2 separate regions of the Homo sapiens genome follow, and region 1 is linked to region 2. A link is a contact called in ENCODE Hi-C or POLR2A ChIA-PET data. All regions are on one chromosome and are shown on one strand. Each heading gives the region's core, a stretch centred on a gene start or an enhancer-like site at or near the end of the contact. The rest is flanking DNA. Distances are from core to core; before and after follow the strand shown.

What was found. Hi-C counts contacts between places; a loop is a spot of excess contacts on that map. ChIA-PET counts read pairs that join two places held with the same protein, here RNA polymerase II (POLR2A).
Region 1: a loop to region 2 is called in a map of gastrocnemius medialis, with 11 times the contacts of the local background. The contact joins two enhancer-like sites. A Hi-C loop is called at or near these places in 1 of 168 maps with a recorded cell type or tissue (gastrocnemius medialis). POLR2A ChIA-PET finds 5 or more read pairs at or near these places in 2 of 52 experiments (MCF 10A and RWPE1).

The regions. Positions count from the first base shown.
Region 1 is chr11:120,190,088-120,195,036 of GRCh38, forward strand. It overlaps LOC105369530 (a long non-coding RNA gene), which reads left to right. Exons shown (of 3, transcript XR_948101.2): 3 at 1-1,184. Among named protein-coding and RNA genes, the nearest start is that of OAF, 18 kb to the right of the region's middle. Within about 2 kb of position 3,129, at least 3 of the 41 ENCODE cell types and tissues checked have a DNase peak (open chromatin) inside an H3K27ac peak, as active enhancers do.
Region 2 is chr11:120,133,556-120,137,913 of GRCh38, forward strand. TRIM29 (tripartite motif containing 29) reads right to left here. Exons shown (of 9, transcript NM_012101.4): 1 at 3,673-4,358. The region is part of intron 1 of LOC105369529 (a long non-coding RNA gene); the gene reads left to right. Among named protein-coding and RNA genes, the nearest start is that of TRIM29, 2.4 kb to the right of the region's middle. Within about 2 kb of position 1,381, at least 2 of the 41 ENCODE cell types and tissues checked have a DNase peak (open chromatin) inside an H3K27ac peak, as active enhancers do.

The sequences.
Region 1 (4,949 bases), core at 1,879-4,378, 58 kb after region 2:
TAGGTACATACATAAACCTATTATACAGCATTTTAGCTTACATTGTAGGGGTGGGGCCGGCCAAACACAGATGTTCAGATAAACAAAATAAATTCACATATGCCTTCTCTCCTTAGCTTCACCCTCAGACCATCCCACAGAAATAGGTCCTAGATGGAAACAGCTTATGGTACAAAAGTCATGTCTTTGAGAAAACACATTTGCATGGAACAGCCATACCATTACCTTTCTCTAAAGCACACACGGAGGACAGTACGGCATGCAGAATGGAGAGGGAAGTGGCTAGATCGCTCATACCTTCCTAGGAGCCCCCTTCTACCCTTTCGAAGTGGACCAAGCCAGTGCCTAGTGTCTCACCCTTGCTAAAGAATAGCTCACTTGATTTTAGGGCCAAAGAAGAGGGTGGTAAGGCCAGGCAGGGGCTGAACGAGAACCCTCTCGTGAGCTACCTGCCCACTTTCCAAAACTGAGCAGGACAAATGCAACGGGGAGGTTTCATTTTAAATGTTCTCCAGTTGGAGAAGGGCTTTAATCTCAACAACGAAGACTCGCCAGCCCTTCAGCCCCTGGGCCTAGGGCTGAAAGCTCTGGGCCTTCACGGAGAGGTCCACTGTCTGCAGAGTCCTGGCCATAGCTGGGAAGGAGGGATCCTGGGCTCTGGTCTTGACTACAGGACATCTGGTATCTCTGTTGGAGCCAAGTCGAATCAGATGCTCAGGCTCCTAGTGGGAAGGGGCAGAGCAGCAGAGAGATCTGACCTGGAAAGAGCATGTGGTGGGTGCAGGCACAGGGCTCTGGATGCAGGACTGCAGCCCTAACTCTACCGCAGGACAGCTCTGCTACCTTAGGCAGCTCCGTTACGCTTTCTGCACCACAATTTCCTCATCTGCAAAATGGAGAAATCATCACTCTGCCTACTTCAGAAGAGCACTGTGGGGATCAAATGAGCTGAAAGGGAGATGAAAGGAGTTTGCGCTGCACACAGGGAGATGATGAGGCCATGCCCTCCTCACTGTGGCACAGAACACGGTAGCAGGAGGGACTAGAAAGGCCCTGTACTCAGAATTAATTAGGAGGCTCTTGTTTCTTGATAACTGCCCAGGGCCTGAATCCCAGCCCCACTTCTCACCTGTAGGTGACCATGAACCAGACATCTCAGCCCTCTGGGAGGCTTGTCTTTGAAGCGGGAGGAGGGGAGGAGCTGGCTCCAGTGATTGCTAAGGTCCTGTCGAGCTCTGCATTTGTTCCCTGGAGCCTCCCTAATTTCCAGACTCTAAAGTTCTGAATTCTCCCTGCTGTCCCATCTTACTCTCAACCAAGGGGAGACCAGGGAGGAGGAAACTGGGCTCCCCCTGAACACACTGGCTGTCTGGCAGCTGAGAATGGCCTCAAGCAGGGAGAGAGGATGGGGCTTCCCAAGTGCTAGGGAGAGCAAAGGACCCAACTTGTGCTTACAACTGCTCCCTCTATGAACAGGCAAGAGATGGAGGCTGGGGGGCGGGGCCCAACCAGGGGGGCTGATTTGAACCCTGACTCCTCCTACTGCGTGTTTATTATTCTATCTTCATTTTCATTCATTTATGTGCTTGTGCAGCAAACATTTGTAGGGCCACTATTCTGTGCCAGGCACTGTCCTGGGTGTCGGGAATACAGACATGAGGACGTTCACAGCCTCGTGGGAGACGACAAGAGATGTAAACAGATGGTTCGCACATAGAGTGAGAAGCAGGGGGACAGGAGCTCTCCTGAGTACTGCATCCTGACTACTGGGTGCCACAGAGCACAAAGGAGGGTCCGCACCCAGCCAAGGGGGCCTCTCTCTCCTTAAACATCACAGTCAGCTTGCTGAGATGATGGGAAATACAGGAATCGCTTGGTGCCCAACAGCTTAAGGGGTGGTAAAGAAAAAACATCCAAGAGAAAGGTTCCTGGGTGGGATAATTAATGTTTTGACGAGGAGGAAAATATTAGTGTGTGTTGCTCAGCATGCAAACACCTCAACTAACAAAACGGCTCGGAGAAAACAAGTGGAACGGTGGGGTTTTTCTCACAAAGATTTTTTTTTTTTTTTTGAAAAAAAAGAAGAGAAGAGAAAAAGATGGCAGTCACAAATAACCTCCCGCAGCTGAAAGACATTCCCCACCGGGTGAGGAAAGCAGGGCCCAGCTCAGTAGAGAATCTTGCTGCTGCTCCTTCCTGCAGATGGCCGACCTGGCACTTAGACCCAGAGCCCCAGCTCCTGACCCACGCTGCCATTTCAAGGCACTCCTCCCAGTTGCTGAGGCAAGGGGGAGTTCTGCACACACCAGTTGAGCATTTTAAGGAAAAAGAGATGGCCGGGCACGGTGGCTCATGCCTGTAATCCCAGCACTTTGGGAGGCCGAGACGAGAGGATCACGAGGTCAGGAGATCGAGACCATCCTGGCTAACACGGTGTAAACCTCGTCTCTACTAAAAATGCAAAAAAATTAGCCGGACGTGGTGGCGGGCGCCTATAGTCCCAGCTACTCCGGAGGCTGAGGCAGGAGAATGGTGTGAACCCGGGAGGTGGAGCTTGCAGTTAGCCGAGATCGCGCCACTGCATTCCAGCCTGGGCGACAGAGCAAGACTCTGTCTCAGAAAAAAAGAAAAAAAAGGAAAAAGAGATTTTCCTGATTTGCTAGGGTGCATTCGGTGGTGCCACGTCTAGACAGCTGCCTCCTACCCCAAAGAGTATCTTCTCAGGGAAGGTTACATTGTCTCCGGCTCCTGTACTCAGTGGAAGGGCCAGCTTCCTCTGAGGAGATAAAAGGGTTACTTTTGTTTCTACTTCTGTAAACTGTAAATATGTGCTCAGAATCTCCAGGTGACAGGACAAGCCCCAATGCTCCACTTTTGGAATTGATGCCAAAGCTTGACGGAGCTGCCAATTCATGCAAGAAAGTCCACCGGCACCAGACGGGGTGCTCTTGGCTTGTTTCCAGACCTGCTGCCCTTCCCCAGCTGTAGTTCCGGGGGCATTGCCCCTCAGGGGAGGACTGGTACCAGGCGCCCCTCTGCAAATGGACACACCAACGGTAGAACTGGCTTGGGCCCTCCAGAGACAAAGTTCAGGAAAGATCCTCCTCCCATGATCGGCTCCAGAGTGCTCCAGGGCTGGGGCCTGAGGGAGGAGCTACGAGGCCGGCTTGCGGCTGTGGCAGCATGCTGCTGACCTTGAACTCACCTTGACTACCACCAGAGCGGCCCCAGAGGCAGGCAGGGGCCAGTCCTCCGCTGTGTTGGGACCAGAGGGAGCACACAGAGCCAGAGAAGTCCAGAGTCCTCACCCTTCACTGGGACAGGATGGGACCTGGGTCTTGCCAACCAGCTTGGGCAAAGGTAAACCTTCTTTGTGTGCCCCAGGGAGGCTCAGAGCCAGCAGTCCCCACTGTATGGGGCCTGTGCGGGGAGAGGGTTCAGATGTGCCTCACGGCTGCTGCTGGCCGATCCCAAGGTCTTCTTCCACCAGAGGCACCTCTGCCTCCTTGGCCAGCAAAGGTTGCCACATGTGGCCACCCTTCCCTGCTTCCTGCCTCCCCCCATTTGCACCCCAGGTGTGAACACTCTTCTCATGGGTGTTTACATGCCTACTCGAACACCACAGGCAAGTCCTTGGCCAGCCAGCTCCTTTCCACCCTAGACCCCACAGGTCAGGGTCAGGGACTCCCCACCTTTTATACAGTGGGGAGAGAGTAGAACCTGTGCTCTCAAAGTCAGAGTGGGCCTGCACTAGAATCCCAGCTTTGCCAGATACCATTTGGTCTTGACAACTTCTTTAACATTTTCTGAACAGTAACATAGCAAAAATGCTTAGTTCACAGATGTGTTGTATTAGATGAGACCATCTTTCTTTAAAAAAAAAAAAAAAAAGAAGCATCCCATTGAAGTTAGCTCCCTTCTCCTCCCATATTAAGTCAGGTTCCTAGCAAAGAGACTCTGAGAGCTTTGCATCATTTATTGGAATGCTGTGGGGATGAACCCCTGTAGGGGAAGTGGAGAGAACAGGCTTGGGTTGGGGGAAACATTGGACGTTGGATGTTGGCTGTGAAGTTGCAACCAAGGCCTTTGCCAACCCCATGGGGACTCTGGGGCTCTGCAGAGATATCCCACATTAAGGCAAGAGGGCCAGGCCTTTGTAATCCTCACCAACATGTCATTGGGTGCAAGGCGTCACTGGGTACAACATGTCACTGGGTGCAACATGGCTAACCATGTGCTAGGGCTGAAGCAGTGGCCCTCCTGGCCTGCTCCCCTCCTCCACCGCCACCCCTGCTCCTGCCCCTGGGAGGTCTCAGCTGCTGCATTCATCCGTCATCTGCACCCTCAAGAAGGGCCATAACTGTGAGCATCTCCCTTCAGCTGAGGGCAATTTCAGAGAGACAGAGCTGTGCACCTTCCCGGCCAACACTCTGGGCAGCTGAGGCAGTAAGCACCTCCATCCCAAAGGATGCTTTGGCCTCAGCTTCCAGGCACCCACCACAAACTCTCAACTCTCCCCACCACCCCAAACCTAATATCAGTTTCAAGAAGTGAGCTAAATTGACTCCAGTAGAGAGGCCAACAGGGAATGAGAAACTGAGGTTCCTGTTTGGGTCTAAACTCTTACCTAGATGCATGGATTGGGACAAGTCTTTTCATTTCTCTTACTCTCAGCTTTTTCATTTTTATTTTTGAGGCAGGGTCTCACTCTGCCAACCAGGCTGGGGTGCAGTGGTGCGATCTCAGCTCACTGCAGCCTCAACCTCCTGGGCTCAAGCACTCCTCCCATCTCAGCCTCTCGAGTAGCTGGGACCACAGATGCATGCCACCACACCCAGCTAATTTTGTTTTTTGGTTCGTTTGTTTTTTTGGTAGACAGGGTTTCGCCGTGTTGCCCAGGCTGTTATCAAACTCCTAGGCTCAAGCAGTCTGCCCACCTCGGCCTCCCA
Region 2 (4,358 bases), core at 131-2,630:
CTGTCCCAGGGCAAGCATTCTCCCCCAAAGTCACCAAGGTCTCCAGGGAAAGTGGGCCCAGCCCCTCCAGGGCACCCTGGCCTTTAGCCTGGCTCCCCTTCCCGAATCCCAAAGAGCTTTCCTGGGCAGACCAGCGCTGCTCAGAAAAGCAAGGACCAGCGGCTGCCCATGCCCAGCAGCCAGTGGCTCAGCTTTTGTGTTAGAATTGGGAATGAGACGAGAAACAAAGCCACAGATGTGGTGAGAGAACTGAACTGAACCAAATGGTGGGGTTGAGAGAGTGGAGGAGGTGTGAGGCTAAGCCTCTCCAAAGCAATGCTCCTAGCTGAGTGACCTCCACACACGCCTCGTCATGCTGCCACCCCAGAGCAGGCCAGATCCATGACAGTGCAGGGCCCCCCAAGAGCAGCCAGCCGTCCACCCAGGAGGTCTTAACATCCTGGCCTGCTGAAGCTTGAGATAGGCAGAAGGAAGGGCCATAAGACACAGAAAGGGATGTATGTGTACATTTCAATCTCACCCACCTAACCTAGCCTGGGAAGTGTTCAGTGGCAGAGGGGAAGACAGGAGGACATGTATGAGGCCTATTGTGACATTTGGGGTGGCACTGGAAACATGCTGACCCAGGGACCACCAGAGGAAGGTGCTGTCATGTTGCCGCACCAAGCGATCTTTTTCTAACAGAGACTCTGCTCAGAGTCTGTAGGTAGAGCTGAGGCCCAGAAGACAGGCACCCACAGCCCTGGGTGTCATCGTAGCCTCACACCACCAACCGAGGCAGGTCTGAGGCTGTATCACCTGGGCCTTCACCACTGGCCTGCGGAACGGGTTCTGAACAAAGCCACTTGCAAACAGCTATGCGTGGGCTGATGTTTGGGTCTGCAGGAGATGCCTCAAAAGGATGCCAGGACTGGCATGCTCATTCACTTTGGCCCATCTACCCACTAACCCTGCTCTGTGCCAATGTCCCCCACCTGTGACATTCCAGCAGAGCCAGGCCGAGACAGCCCGTGTGCCCAGCTCAGTCTCCTGGCTTCCTGGCTCCACTTCTCCCCGCCTAGCCCTATGCTGCAGGTGCACATGTGTGTGCACACACACGGAGGCTACCTGAAGCTCCCACCATCACAGTCACTTTAGAGGACCAGGCATTTTCTCCTAAAACACACATATCCCAATCCCATCCCCTTGGGGCCCTTTCCCTGAGGCACTCTCAAACACTGGAAGAGGGCTTAGGGGGCTTCCTCCTCAAACAAGGACCTTGGACAGGCCCCTTCCTTCCTCTGTGCCTGTGTCCCTATCTGCAAGGTGAGGGAGGACACTGAGGGGGTGGCTAATACTCTGTTGGCCCGGCATTCTGTCTACTACGGTTTGACGTTAACTTCTAGCCGCTCTGTGTAACTAGACGGGCGCTCCCCAGTCCTGTTTGTGTGTATGAGCCCTGCCTCCTGACCCACATCATGAGCCCTCCCTCAAGGAAGAACTGTGAGTCCCTCAGCGGCCCCCATGCCAGAACCCGAACTCTGAACTCTGAGCTCCTGGCACATCCACATAGGGCTGCCCAAGACCCTCCTGCCCACCAGAACCACATCTTCCAGGGGTGCCCAGGCTTAAGCAGAGATATCCTTGGTTGAGACCAAATTTGAGGCCAAACCCACATAGAAGATAATCAATAAGAATGTCCTTTGCTTGTAGTCGAGGTGGGAACCTGAATGCTCCGCCTTCTTGACACTTCTTTACCCCCTCCTCATCCTGAGGCCTCGAAGACATGTCTAAGAATTCCAGGGCTCTGTGGGGTAATTTGAAAACCAACAATCTAGCCTCACCCCTTGGGAGAATGAGACTGAGCGTGGAAAGGACTTATTCACAGCCTTACAGTTAGTTAGAGGCAAAAACTGGGACTGGAACTCGGTCACATTTCCTAAAACCTTGTCTGAGGCTCTGCAATTTCTCAGCTGCTGTGATGAGGATGATTGCCTCTTGTTCTGTCTAACCTCCCAAGTAAACTCCCTAGAATGAGTTTCATGGCCCCGTCCCATCTATATCTCTCAGTATGAAACCTGAGGCCACGCTGGGGTCAGAAGATGGGGGAAGCTGGAAACATCTTCTTCCTGGGCCAAACGAGGCTTCTGGAAGGAATCTGTGAGTCTGTTCCCCTCTCTACCTCAGCCCTTTCTGTCCAGGGGTGTGGGTGAGAGATGAAGGGAAAGAGTAATCAACCAGCTCCTCCTGGTCAGGAAGGCTGGGCAGGAAGGAATCCTCTGCTGTCCAGATCTGAGGTGTGCAGAAGCTCTTCAGGAAAGTGGAGTTCACTGCTTTGGAGGCCAGGAAGGTTTGCCCCAGGAAGGCCACCCACAGCAGGAAGCTGTGTACCTTAGGGAAGAGTGAGCCCCACATCTGTGGGGCAAAGGGCAGTGGCCACAGCTGGGCCCTTTGCCCAAATCACCTTCCCCAGGTATGCTACATCCACAAGCCTGCACTTGCCTCTGCTCCTCCCCATAGAAGTACAGGCACAGTCACATAGAACTCATGCAAACACACTTACGTATCACATATATGAATACATGCAAACATCCACAAAGGCACAAAAACACCCACGTGCACATAAAATAAACACATATACAGATGCTCCTCAACTTGTGATGGGGTTATTTACCAATAAACCCATTGTAAGTTGAAAATGTGATAGGTCAAAAATGCTTTTAATACACCTAGCCTACCAAGCATCATAGCTTAACCTAGCTTACCTTAAACTTGTTCAGAGCACTTACATTAGCCGACAGTTTGGCAAAATCTTCTACTACAAAGCCTATTTTGTAATAAAGTGTTGGATTTTATGGAATACTGTACTGAAAGCATAGCACTTTCACATCATTGTAAATCAAACCATCCTAAGTCAGGGACTAGCTGTACACGTACACGCCATCCACACACAAACTCCAAACTTCCCCAACGGTGTCCGCCTGCAGGAATATGTGTGTCCACACACAACCACACACGCAAAACACAGGGCCCAGCTGGGAGAAGGATAAAGGAGGCTGTGGAGGAAGTCAAGAGACCAGCTGGGGATCAGCTAGAACAAGAAGCCACTGTACGACAATAAAAACTACAAAGACAGCAAGAAGGACCTTTCAGTGGGCCCCAAAATTCTCTCCTTCTAGTATCTTTCCTCACCCACAACCCATTCCCCAGGGGCCAGTCCGACTCAGGTTGGAGGAATTATCTCTTCTTCAAAGCAAAAAAAAAAAAAAATAAAAGAAGAAGAAGAGGAGGAAGAAGAGGAAGAGGGAGAAGGAGAAGAAGAAGAAAGAAACACCTCAGCCAGGCACAGAGCCCAGAAGTGAGGTCTATGCAGTTGGGTCATACTCTCTAACCTGACTCGAATTTATCCTATGACTTTGGTCAGGCCCTCAACCTTTTCTGAGTCTCCATCCGCTCATCTAGAAAATGTCCCTGTCTCCTGAGACCTTAGGGGATTGGGGAGCAACCTCTGATCCCCAGCTGGGATTAGGGGGGACAGGGGGCATGAGGGGAAATAAATGTTTTCTAAAAGAGCCAAGGACAGTAGAAACTTAAGCCCCAAACCCGAGGAAGCCCGAGTGGAGAAGATGAAGTTCGGAGGGGTGGGGTGAGAGAGGAGAGGCCTGGAGGGGCAGGAGGGGCCCCAGCACTTACCTCCTTCTCGGCCTTGGCCTCCTCCACTGTCACGGTGCTATGATTCTTGTGCTCCTGGAACATGCAAAGGTAGCAGATGCAGGTCTGGTCGGTCTGGCAGAAGAGCTCCATCGTCTTGCCATGCACGGGACACTTGCGGGCCTCAAAGTCCCGGATGGGCTCGAGCAGCTGGTGGTCTCGGAAGGCGGCGCCCTCCAGGTGGGGCTTGAGATGCAGCTCGCAGAAGGAGGCCTGGCACACCAGGCAGGACTTGACCGCCTTCTGCTTGTTGCCGATGCAGGAGTCGCACAGCACCTCCTCGGAGCCGGACTTGGACCGTGAAAAAAGGCCCGTGTCGGCCCGGGGGTAGCTGTTCCGCCGGGTCTCCCCGGGCTCCATGATGGACACCGTGGGCTTCCGGGACTCCGAGAAAATGGACTTGCGCAGCTCGCCCTTTTCGGCAAAGGTAACGGGTGGCTTCTTGGCAGCCCCCAGCTGGAGCCCTGCGTACGGCGACCTCTTGCCTTCCATAGAGTCCATGCTGAAGTAGTTGGAGTTCTTGTCGTCCCCGGACTCGACAAACTGGATGATGGGTCGCCGCCACTCATTGCCCGCGAACAGGGCGCTCCTACCTTCCCCTGGCTTCAGGGCGCTGCCCAGGCTCTTGCCCTCAGCTGCCTCCCCGCCGTGCCCGTTGGTGGTCTTGG